Regions from separate parts of the Homo sapiens genome. Here region 1 is linked to region 2. A link is a contact called in ENCODE Hi-C data. All regions are on one chromosome and are shown on one strand. The core of a region is the stretch at or near the end of the contact, and the rest is flanking DNA. Distances in the headings are between cores, read along the strand shown. Region 1 holds the start of MDM2 (MDM2 proto-oncogene). Region 2 holds the start of RAB21 (RAB21, member RAS oncogene family).

Region 1 (6,271 bases), core at 2,777-5,276, 2.9 Mb before region 2:
CTAGGACTATAGGTGAGTGCCACCACGCCTGGCTAATTTTTTTTTGCAATTTATAGAGACAGGGTTTCGCCATGTTGCTCAGGCTGGTCTCAAACTCTTGGCCTCAATAGATCCTCCAGCCTTGGCCTCCCACAGTGCTGGGATTACAGGTGTGAGCCTTGTTTGCAGAGTTTAGGTCCCAGAGAATATAAAGACACTCAAAGTATCTCAACCTCTTGGAACACCTCTTGGGCATCAAGAACAACGCTACTAGAAATAAGCAGTTTGCCTCTAGAGAAACTTCAAGTAAGCACAACAAAGGGCAAAGTGACACAAGATAACTGTGGAATGCAAGCAAACAGCAGCAGCTGGTCTGTATTTTTTTAAATGGCAAAGTCACAAACAACAGCAACTGCTTTTAGAGTGAGCAGGTAGTTTGCTTTCTTTTTTTTCAAATGGAACTCACTTTTTAAGTGATGACATGCACTTGGGGGTGGGTAGGTGTGAGTTCATTTGTGTTTTGAAATCCCAAATTAATGAGCATGATAAACCGCTATTGCTGGCCCTGTCTGACTCTCTACTCTGAGTAATTGGTGGGTTCCCCCCAACCTTCTCCTAACCCTCACCCTTTTTCCCTTTCCATTGACTTGGGACAGTCCTTGTCAAAGTGCCAATCACAGTGGGAAGGAGGAGAAGGGGGGAGGTCACAGTGCATGGGATTCAAGGTCACAGTGGGCGGAGCAACGGGGATCACCAGGCAAGTAAGTCAAGTTCCCGCTGCTCAAGTCCAGCTGTCTGCCACGGTAGTGCAACCCTTGGCGGACGACCCAGGACGCGTTGACGCGGCAGTCGCGCCATCTCTTCTTGCCTGCATTTATCTGCGCTGTTTGAAGCCGTGTGACCCATCAGGACCCAGAGGCTGTCTGATCACATTATTGGGCTGTCTGCTGTCTTCGGGTTAGGAGATCCTGGTTGGCCTGAAGGGAAGAAGATCAGAGGAAGACCTATCGAGGATGGGTTTCTCCTGCTTCTCCTCGGGTTGGCGCTGCCCAGGATCCGCTTCCTGGCCTCGGTGTACTCGGCTTCCCACTGTGCCAGGGACTTGACTGGAAGGGCGGGCCTGCTAGCGGACTTGGGGCTGCTGACCACACCGTTGCTGGTGGGCCTCTTGAGGATGCGGACCTGTGGAGGGGGTCCCGGGGGAAAATTATCATCCTGAATCACAATGGGCACTTTGGGAGATTTGAATTTCCTGCTTTCTGTGTGATCTTCAGTTTTTTTTCCAGACGTCTATTTCCCCGCTGTCTGCCGTCTCCTCCCAGCTCTCAGCAACCTCCTCATATTCCATCTTACTCGCCACTTTCCAGATCGCTTGCTTTCTTATTTCCACATTTTCTCTGACTTTTGCAGTATTCAATATTATTACCTGATTCTGATTTTTCAGACATCACTATATGGTCCTTGGCTTTTTGGTCGTTCCTCTCATTCCTTTGCTGTTTCAAGCTCTGTTCCCAGCCTAAGCTTTTTACCACCGAATTCTGTTCTGTGACCCATAACTTAAAACTAACCCAACTTTTCATTCCCTCCAGACTTTTTTTGGTAAGCAGTATCATCATGCTTTAGGTGGACACTGAGTCATACTGCTGTGGTAGTGCTGGTACACGTAGTTTTGAATACCAGGTTCTTGAGTGAATCCTTTTTACTTCTCTCTCTCTCCCCCACCCCCGCTTCTCCCTTCTGCCTTCATTTCTGACCCTTCTTTTCTGGTTCCATTAGAAAAGGACTAATCTTATCAGTTCTGCCTTTTTTTTTCTGCTCTAATAATTTTGTCAAGATAATTTTTTCAAAGCACAAGGCCAATGAGAAGGGGGAAAGTCGGTCCAGAAGGCAGCCGGCCCGACTATTCTGAGTTTGAATCTACTCTTGGTGGTCCTGTTAAAATACAGTTTGAAGCAAATCACTTGTTTTTATGCTTCTAATGTCTACTCTGTCGAAAGCCCAAATTTCCTTGCTTGGCATTTAAGGAGACTCCAAGTTCTTAAAACTTCTTCTTGACTTTCATGCAAGTCAAACGGATTTATTTATTGTATCTCAAACAGTCCTCTTATATTTTCCTTTCTGTATTTTTTGATAATTTTCTTGTGCCTGGAATATTCTCTGCTTTTATTTAAGTCTCACCATCTTTCAAGACACAAAATATGTGTGATCTCTGAGGCCTTTGTGAACTGCCTCCAGCATTTACTAAGCAATTAATTCTGTCTCTGAACTTTTATAGCACAAACCCATTCGTTCACTTGATATTTAACAAATATCAACCTCTATCACTTATCTCTTTTTTTTTTTTTTTCTTCTGAGATGGAGTCTTGCTCTGTCACCCAGGCTGGACTGCAGTGGCGCGATCTCCGCTCACTGCAACCTCTGCCTCCCGAGATCAAGCGATTCTTCTGCCTCAGCCTCCCAAGTGGCTAGGATTACAGGCGCCCGCCACGGGGCCCGGCTAATTTTTGTATTTTTAGTAGAGACAAGGTTTCACCATCTTGGCCAGGCTGGTCTCGAACTCCTAACCTCGTGATCCACCCACCTCAGCCTCCCAAAGTGCTGGGATTACAAGCGTGAGCCACCGTGCGCAGCCTATCACTTATCTTTTCATGCTTACATTTTCTCACTGCTTGAGATTTTCTTTCATCCAGGGTCAAGCACTGAGTCTATTAGAAACCCCACTGTATATGATCTGATGAAGATGAGATTATCTTTTTAAAAGCCACATATTAAATCTCTTAAGTTAATAATATTGGCAATCAACTTAAATCAACTGAGTGACCACTATGTTTAAGGAAGTTTCCTTTCTGGTAGGCTGGGAAGCGGGAGAAGGGAAGGATATAACTTTATAAAAAAAAAAAAGCTGCAGAAGGGAAGGATATAACTTTATAAAAAAAGGTCCTTGTTCACAAGGAGCTAATCACTTACTGGCCAGAGAAGAAACGTGTTCCTTCTTTGCAATGGCTGTGTTTTTGGGTTTAGCTAACTCAATTCTTTATGTCCTCAATTTATGAGACCGCATCAAAAACGTTTTTGCCACATCTCTGTGGGAAAGTAGGTGAGTCAGAATGAGTGCATAATATATAAGTATATATTTTAATGATAATGAATGTGTAGATTAACAAACCCAAACTTTGTTTTTGTTTTTTTGAGAGTCTTGCCCTGTCGCCCAGGCTGGAGTGCAATGGCATGATCTTGGCTCACTGCAGCCTCTGCCTCCCGGGTTCACAGGATTGTCCTGCCTCAGCCTCCGGAGTAGAGTAGCTGGGATTACAGGTGACCGCCACCACGCCCGACTAATTTTTGTAGTTTTTAGTAGAGACGGCGTTTCCCATGTTGGCCAGGTTGGTCTTGAACTCCTGACCTCAAGTGATCCACCCGCCTCGGCCTACCCAAAGTGATGGGATTACAAGCGTGAGCCACCGCGCCCAGCCAAACCCAAACATTCTAAAAGCGCAGAGTAACCGCTCCCCTCCCCGCCAACGGTAACCAGCATCTTCGTTCTCCAACCAGAACAGCTGTATGCACCGGTGTATAAGCCTGCCTTAAGTGCTATTTTTAATCTTTTTTAAAAACAGGCCTTAAAATAACTCATTTGGGTACAACTCCAGCGGCTGGTGGAGTGGGCTTAATATATTAAACAGCTGTTAATTTTGGTTTCTTTTTGGTAACAGCGACACGGAGATCCGCATTTGTCGCAGTTTCCACCGCGGGCGGGAAGTGTAAACACAAGAAATACAAACATAGCGCAACGGCTAAAGGAGTGTCACAGCGCCAAACCTTGCTGGCTCCGCGCCAGGCCGAGCCCCACCCTCTCAGCTCGCGGCCAACACCCCCACCCCGCCTCACAGCCCGCCGCGCCCGCGGGGCGACACCCCCCACTCCATCATCCCGGAGGTGGTGCGGCCGAGCCCCGGACCCAATTGGCGGAAGCGGGGCCGGTTGTGTGCGCGCGCACAAATGCCCGGATGCGCCGCGACGACCCGCGCGCTCCCCTCGGGCGGTAGGGGGCGCGCACCGAGGCACCGCGGCGAGCTTGGCTGCTTCTGGGGCCTGTGTGGCCCTGTGTGTCGGAAAGATGGAGCAAGAAGCCGAGCCCGAGGGGCGGCCGCGACCCCTCTGACCGAGATCCTGCTGCTTTCGCAGCCAGGAGCACCGTCCCTCCCCGGATTAGTGCGTACGAGCGCCCAGTGCCCTGGCCCGGAGAGTGGAATGATCCCCGAGGCCCAGGGCGTCGTGCTTCCGCGCGCCCCGTGAAGGAAACTGGGGAGTCTTGAGGGACCCCCGACTCCAAGCGCGAAAACCCCGGATGGTGAGGAGCAGGTACTGGCCCGGCAGCGAGCGGTCACTTTTGGGTCTGGGCTCTGACGGTGTCCCCTCTATCGCTGGTTCCCAGCCTCTGCCCGTTCGCAGCCTTTGTGCGGTTCGTGGCTGGGGGCTCGGGGCGCGGGGCGCGGGGCATGGGGCACGTGGCTTTGCGGAGGTTTTGTTGGACTGGGGCTAGGCAGTCGCCGCCAGGGAGGAGGGCGGGATTTCGGACGGCTCTCGCGGCGGTGGGGGTGGGGGTGGTTCGGAGGTCTCCGCGGGAGTTCAGGGTAAAGGTCACGGGGGCCGGGGGCTGCGGGGCCGCTTCGGCGCGGGAGGTCCGGATGATCGCAGGTGCCTGTCGGGTCACTAGTGTGAACGCTGCGCGTAGTCTGGGCGGGATTGGGCCGGTTCAGTGGGCAGGTTGACTCAGCTTTTCCTCTTGAGCTGGTCAAGTTCAGACACGTTCCGAAACTGCAGTAAAAGGAGTTAAGTCCTGACTTGTCTCCAGCTGGGGCTATTTAAACCATGCATTTTCCCAGCTGTGTTCAGTGGCGATTGGAGGGTAGACCTGTGGGCACGGACGCACGCCACTTTTTCTCTGCTGATCCAGGTAAGCACCGACTTGCTTGTAGCTTTAGTTTTAACTGTTGTTTATGTTCTTTATATATGATGTATTTTCCACAGATGTTTCATGATTTCCAGTTTTCATCGTGTCTTTTTTTTCCTTGTAGGCAAATGTGCAATACCAACATGTCTGTACCTACTGATGGTGCTGTAACCACCTCACAGATTCCAGCTTCGGAACAAGAGACCCTGGTTAGTATTTTTGTCTCGTGTAACTTTTAAGAATAATTTATTTTATGAAGTGATAAACTAAATTTCGTATACCTCAATTGTAGCATGGCTCTGTAAATAAAATTGTATGTGCATAGCTTAAAGTGTGCTACCTCTGGCGTAACTGCGTGGAGTTAAAAACTGTTAAGAACTGGTCAGTATTTTTTTAGCCATTTGCCACATTTGCTTTAAAAATTAGTTCCATTACATTGTTAAGCGTGGTTGAAGTTACGTTTGTTACGTGACTGATTTTTTTTTCCTTTTTGACCTCCCAGTATTTAATTTTTAAAAATGGTTTCTAAAAGTCAAAAAAGTTATTCGTGCTTGTTTTAAAGATTTTTGTCATTAGAGAAATTTTAAAGTAAAACCTGAAAATTCCAGGCTTTTTGCTCCATGTTTCCTTTTAGATTTTTTGTGTGCGTACCCACATATATTTACATTTGAATTTAAATCTATGTTATTGTCCTGTTTGTTGTACTAACAAGATGAAACTGTAGTTGTTCTGTGACTTGCATCCTTGTCAATAAATAAAGTCTACAGAATTCTTTTTAATGGCTGCATAGTATTCCACAGCATGAGTATACCATTTTAAAAATTATTTATGCCTTTACTGATAGGTTTTTAAAAATTGCCTCCTGTTTTTGAGTATTACAGATAGTGCCGCTTTGTACATGCATCCCGTGTGACTATTTCTGTAAGAAAGATTTTATAGAATTATAGGCTGGCCTCGGTGGCTCACCCCTGTAATCCCATCACTTTGGGAGGCCAAGGCGGACCGATCACCTGAGATGAGGAGTTCAAGACTAGCCTGGCCAACATGGTGAAAACCTGTCTCTACTAAAAATACAAAAATTAGTCGGGCATGGTGGCGCGCGCCTATAATCCCCTGCTGAGGAGGCTGGGGCAGGAGAATCGCTTGAACCCAGGAGGCAGAGGTTGCGGTGAGCCAAGATTGCGCCATTTCACTCCAGCCTGGGCGATAAGAGCGAAACTCCGTCTAAAAAAAAAAAAAAGAAAAGAAAAAGATTTTAGAGAATTAGAACTCCTGAGTTCTCAATTTTACTATTTGATTGCTACTGGTAACTTGCTCACCAAAAGGCTCTAACAGTTT
Region 2 (6,149 bases), core at 1,354-3,853:
TGAGGTTGCAGTGAGCTGTGATTGTGGCACTGTACTCCAGCCTGGGCAGCAGAGTGAGATCCTGTCTCACAAAAAAATTATTTTGTTTTACAATAAAAAAATTTTTAATTGCTTTGATTTAGTGATAAATGCAAAGTAATGCATTTAGTTTCTAAGATGACCAAGCTGTTAAATAATCAAATGCACACAATTTGAAAAGTTGTTGAAAGGATTGGCTGTATCAAAAAGAAGAAAGGAGAAGGCTTAAAGGAAGAACACACAGCCTTCTTCATATGTTTATAGGGAATAGGGATTCGATATATAATGTATAAATATAAACAGAAATAATTAATTGCAGGTGAAGAGAGGCAGATTTCAATCCAATATGAGGAAGTGCTCAGAAAGAACAATGGAAGGTGCTCTCTCAAAATGAAGTTCTTTTCTAGTTCTGGAAGTGTCTATAAATGTGCAAAGACCCTAAGGGGAGGAATGTGGAGGAGAGAGTTGGAAAATATATCTTTAGATACAATCATGAGGATATTTTATAAAACATAGAGTCTCTTTAATGGTTGGTTCTAAACAAATCTAAAATATTATCCTTCTCCAATTCACTTTTCAAATGATAGCCAGAGTGGTCAAATCTGATTATGTCAGTCATCTTACGAAAATCCTTCATTTGCTTAAAGACCCTTTCAGTATTGATCCCCAACTTCCTCATGGTCTCTTCTGGAGTTTTTTTTTCCTCCCTAAATTCTAGTCACATTTACAGTTGCTCAACTTTAGATGCTCCTTCCTATCTAAAGCCATTGAACATGCTGTTATCTCTGTTTGCAGAGCTCTCCTGTCCTTCCTGACTAGGTTACTCTTACCCAAAGATAACTTTCTCCAGGGAAAGCTTCTCTAGCATGCTAAATCAGTTGGGTTCTCATATATGCTTGCAAGATACTCTGAACTGTTTCATCAAGATGAAAGCATTTATTGTACAATTGAGTATGTCTGTCTTCCCTGATAAAATGTAAGCTCTGTGAGGACAGAGACATTTTATCTTGTTGATCACAGTGCCTGGCATATGGTGGGCACATTTAAATATTTGTTGAATGAATTAACCGACTCTCTTTTTTTTTTTTTTTTTTTTTGAGACGGAGTCTTCCTCTGTCGCCAGGCTAGAGTGCAGTGGCGCGATCTCGGCTCACTGCCACCTCTGCCTCCCGGGTTCAAGCGCTTCCCCTGCCTCAGTCTCCCGAGTAGCTGGGATTATAGGCTTGTGCCACCATGCCCAGCTAATTTTTTGTATTTTAGTAGAGATGGGGTTTCACCATGTTGGCCAGGATGGTCTCGATCTCCTGACCTTGTGATCCGCCCGCCTCGGCCTCCCAAAGTGCTGGGATTACAGGCATGAGCCACCACGCCCGGCCTCTTTTTTTTTTTTTAACCTGGTTTGAAGTGTGAAAGAAGTTTGATTTTTAAAAAAATGTTTACCTGACACCAGGTTTCCAGTAAATTTTCAGAAATATTAGTATGATTTCTTGGAGGAGTATGGTTTCTTGGAGGCAGGCCGGGCGTGGTGGCTCACACCTATAATCCCAGCACTTTGGGAGGCCGAGGCAGGTGGATCACTTGAGGTCAGAGTTCAAGACCAGCCTGGCCAACATGGTGAAACCCTGTCTCCACTAAAAATACAAAAAGTAGCGGGGCGCGGTGGTGGGCGCCTATGGTCCCAGCTTCTCGGGAGGCTGAGGCAGGAGAATCACTTGAACCAGGAGGCAGAGACTGCAGTGAGCTGAGATCACGCCACTGCACTCCAGTCTGGGCGACAGAGCGATACTCCATCTCAAAACTAACAATACAAACAAACAAAAAAGAATGGGGATGCAGATGAGAAAAAACAAGCAATCATCGAACAAGCCACCTCAAGGTGGAGTACCATGGAACGTCAGAGGCTTCATGAAAGTCAGAAAAACTGAAGAGCACTTGGGGTTAGGAATTCAAAGGTGGGCAGCTCTTATACAGACCTTGCCCTCAACAAACCTATAGTCTAATGAGAGTCGATAAACACTTAGCAAAGTATTAATAATATCCATGGAGTGTGTAAAGCCCTAGTAAAGGAGGTATACTGGTGGTAAGAAATACCTAATTTTGTGAGGTGGGGGAATGGAAGGATGGGGGAAGGATTGGGTGGTCAGGGACGCGGTTTAAGCTGAGACTTGAAAGATGATGGAGTAGTTGACCAGGCGGTCAGAGGAACTTGGAAGCGCTATGATTCGGGATCCCACAGAGAGAGATTCAAGGGCACCTTGGCAGATATGGTTTACAGTGACCTCTGGTGTGACAGATCATTAGCATTGTGAACATGCAAAAACGATGAAGTTCTGCCCTTCATTTCACCAGAGCTGGGCTCGCCTCAAATTCCTGGTTCCTTATTCCCGCTGGCTCCCACCAACTGAAAAGCAGAGGTGGCTCGCAAGCGGCGGGGCTCTGCCCTAGATTGCCAGTAGGCGCTCGACTCACATCCAGCTCCACCCCGGGAGATGCCCCAGAAGCCCCGCCCACGTCCAGGCACGTTCTTCTGGGGCTAGTCGCAGGGGCCGCCCCGGCACCGGCGCTCACGTGACCCGAGGTGTGACGTAGGAGGAAGGAGACGCCATTAGAGGGAGGCAGAGAGGGATCGTTCTTCGCTTTTCCTCCGGTGCCTGACGTGGTGGGCTGGGGCCCTTCATTCTCGGACTTTCCCTCAGCCCTTCCAGGCCTCGCCCGAGGAGGGCGTGGGGACAGCGCCCGGGTCGGCGGGGCCGGGGCGGTGGGGGCTGAGCCGGCCGTGGCTGTGAAGGCGCTGCCGCGGCTGTCGGGAGGGCGGCGCGACACTCGGGCTCGGGCGGCCGGGAAGCGACGGGATGGCTGCGGCCGGCGGCGGCGGCGGCGGGGCGGCGGCGGCGGGCCGAGCCTACTCGTTCAAGGTGGTGCTGCTGGGGGAAGGCTGCGTGGGGAAGACGTCGCTGGTGCTGCGCTACTGCGAGAACAAGTTTAACGACAAGCACATCACCACTCTGCAGGTGCGGACCTCGGGGAGCGGGAGGGGGCGCCTCAGGGCCCCTACCCCTCCGGGGCTGGGGAAACTTTGCCGCCCTGGTCCCCTGGATGTAGGCTGGCAAATCTCAGGCCTGTCATCTCCGCCTTCGGTTTACCTTTCCGAATTCGCCCTGGGGAATCACCAGGTCGGGGCAGCCTGTAGACGCGAGGACAGGCTGTTGGGAGGGAAGTGGAAGGGCCCTGAAAAGTCCCCAGTGTTCCCCGTGGTGGCTGCGCACGTTGTGGTCTCCGTCCGTGGGCTGTTTTTTCCCATTTACTGCAGTTCCTGGGTCCCAGGTGTCAGTGTTGCAGTCTCCAAATGTTAGCTCCTTTTCTTTCTTTCAGAATTAGGAACTTAGCTGCGTATTTGATTTTGCGAATTAGGTGATTTGTAACTTCAGCGCTTACTGATGACTAAGTGTTTATGCAAGTTCCATTTTGTCCTGAGTAACAGGAATGGCAAAAGAGCCATCTCTGGAGGTTTTTTGAAATGACCGCTTGCCTAGGCGTGTTACGCAGTTTCATTGCAGCCTGCGTGGGTCTGACTTGCGGGTCACTCATATTCTGCGAGGTCGATTGACCCACGCTGAAACATCAAGTGAATACTGGCCAACAATTGGTCCCCAGACTAAAAGCCGCTGCTGTTACTCAGTTTCTTTACCTGTAAAATAAAAGGTCGGCTTTCTTCCACAGGTACATTGGAAAGGTGTTAAAATGTTATCATTGATTGAGAGTGAAGCCAGGCCTTTGAGGGAGTTGTACTCACCCCACCTCTCCCAGAGAAATCAGTTTTGATGTTATTAGGAGAAATTTATCCTACTAATTTGACTTACCAATTTGGTCAAAGGCAGTAAAGTCTAGTGGACTTTTGAGCCTGATTGTCCAGGTTCATGTCTCACCTCCATCCATTTAACTAGCTGTGTCATACTGGGTAAGTTACTTAACCTGTCTGTGCCTGTTTCTTCTGTTAAAATGGCCATAATAGTAGTATCTAGCTCATAGGGTTGTCAGGATAAATATACAGAAAAAGCACTGATGACCTGGTCCAGTGTAAGTTGTCTGCCTTTAATTACCGCCCCAACTTGCACAATAGGTCTTAATTAGTAAATGTGTAGTATGTGAGAACATCGACACTACTTAATAGAATGCGTAATCTCCTAATTGTTGTGACATTGGATGTTTGATGCTATTATTAAACTACTGAGTCTAGAATTTACAAGACGCTCTGGCTCTGATTCCATGTTCTATTTTTACTCCTCTGATTTTACTCGTATGTAAAGCATATCTGAAAAAGTGAGTGCCAGGAAACTGCATTTTTAAAAAATCCTTGTACCAGAACACTGACAAAATTTTAATAATGAATTGTTATTGTTCAGTGTCATTAGTGAGAGCCTGGTGTTTTAGATCAAGAAAATTCACTGGACAAATACCTAGGATCATTTGGAAGTTTAGAGATTTACTTAGGTAAAGTAGTAACAATAGCTAACATTTAGTGAGTTCTTACTGTGCTGATTATTTTGCTTGCTTTCTGTCTGCTTGCTTTAATTCTTATAACACCCTATGAAGTGGATAGTTTAGTGGATAGCCCTACAGCTGAGGAAAAACGTTTAGTTGAGTAATTTTGCTGGCAGTAATATTACCACAAGTCAATGGGGCAGGAGTGTCCAAGCTCAAATTTGAACCCCTGTCTGACTTCAGATTTTGAGCAATTAAATCACATTACCTCGGTATATTGATAAATAACCCATCTAGTGTTTTCCTTTATGCAAAGATCTAAGATAAAAGAAAACTATTGTAATTGAGGTCTCCACGTTTTTTTTCAAAAGATAACTTGAGTCTTGCCCTGTCGCCCAGGCTGAAGTGCAGCAATTTCCACTCACTGCAACCTCCACCTCCTGGGTCAAGTGATTCTCCTGCGTCAACCTCTCAAGTAGCTGGGATTACAGGCACACGCCACCACATCTGGCTAATTTTTTTGTATTTTTAGTAGAAACGGGGTTTCACCATGTTGTCCAGACAGGTCTCGAACTCCTGACCTCAGGTGATTTGCCCACCTTGGCCTCCCAAAGTGCTGGGATTACAGGGGTGAGCCACTGCACCTGGCCATACCCTTTCAACTTAAAAATTACACTTCCATTTTAAATTTCTAAAACATTCTTGAAACTGAAAGCAGAGTAAAGGTTTTTAAATATATGAAAAGCCACTGTACTCCACAGAGGGGAGGATGAAGTTATAGTAGATATCCAGTATTAATATCTGAATTATATTATAGAATTTAGGATTTTGTTGTACACCAATGTATGTAAACAGCAATGTGTCTAATCTCTTTCAGAGATACCAGTTAACCTCATCTTTCTTAACAATTTTTCAGAGGAATTTGATTTATGTGACTTGTAAGACACAACTTTGTATTCTTTTAATTTCCAAATGGAGAGGAAATCATGTCAGAAGATATGAGAGGAAGAGTTCACCTTTTTTCTCGTCAACAGAGTACCTGTCTATGTAAACTACTTTGTATTTTATAAAGTACATTCTCATACATTTCAAAGAATTGCAGGATTGACAGGAATTTAAGACAGTTATGTATGGATCACTATTTTGGTCTTCTAATGTTTAGTCAAGTGATTGTCCCCCTTTTTTTTTTTAACATCTTGGAGGTGAAATGAACTGGTATTATGGAAAGTGGAAAGCTCACTTTGTCCTAAGGTGTCCCATTTCATTTTTAAATTTTTTTTTTTTTCTTTTTGAGATGGAGTCTCACTCTATCACCCAGGCTGGAGTGGAGGGGTGCGATCTCGGCTCATTGCAACCTCTGCCTCCTGGATTCAAGTGGTTCTCCTGCCTCAGCCTCCCGAGTAGCTGGGACTACAGGCATGTGCCACCATGCCTGGCTAATTTTTGTATGTTTAGTAGCGATGGGATTTTGCCGTGTTGGCCAGGCTGGTCTCGAACTCCTGACCTCAGGTGATCCACCTGCCTCGGCCTCCCAAAGTGCTGGGATTACAGGTGTGAGCCACCACTTCCGGTCCTATTTTATTTTTAGTAGTTTTCAGTCCTAATTCTCCCCACTGAGTCTTGGTGTCTCATATGACATTCCTTCTGAT

The links. A loop is a pair of places that touch in the nucleus more often than their neighbours do. Pooled maps may share reads with other maps.
Region 1: a loop to region 2 is called in a pooled map, with 14 times the contacts of the local background. The contact joins the promoter of MDM2 here to the promoter of RAB21 in region 2. A Hi-C loop is called at or near these places in 7 of 50 pooled maps.

Annotation. Positions count from the first base shown.
Region 1 is chr12:68,804,151-68,810,421 of GRCh38, forward strand. It overlaps MDM2 (MDM2 proto-oncogene), which reads left to right and starts at 4,027. Exons shown (of 11, transcript NM_002392.6): 1 at 4,027-4,341; 2 at 5,058-5,142. The coding sequence starts at 4,328. It also overlaps the pseudogene SZRD1P1. RefSeq lists a silencer at 3,725-4,114 and enhancers at 4,316-5,515, 4,615-5,004.
Region 2 is chr12:71,752,260-71,758,408 of GRCh38, forward strand. RAB21 (RAB21, member RAS oncogene family) reads left to right here and starts at 2,604. Exons shown (of 7, transcript NM_014999.4): 1 at 2,604-3,029. The coding sequence starts at 2,871. RefSeq lists enhancers at 2,376-2,665, 3,306-3,495 and a silencer at 2,646-2,925.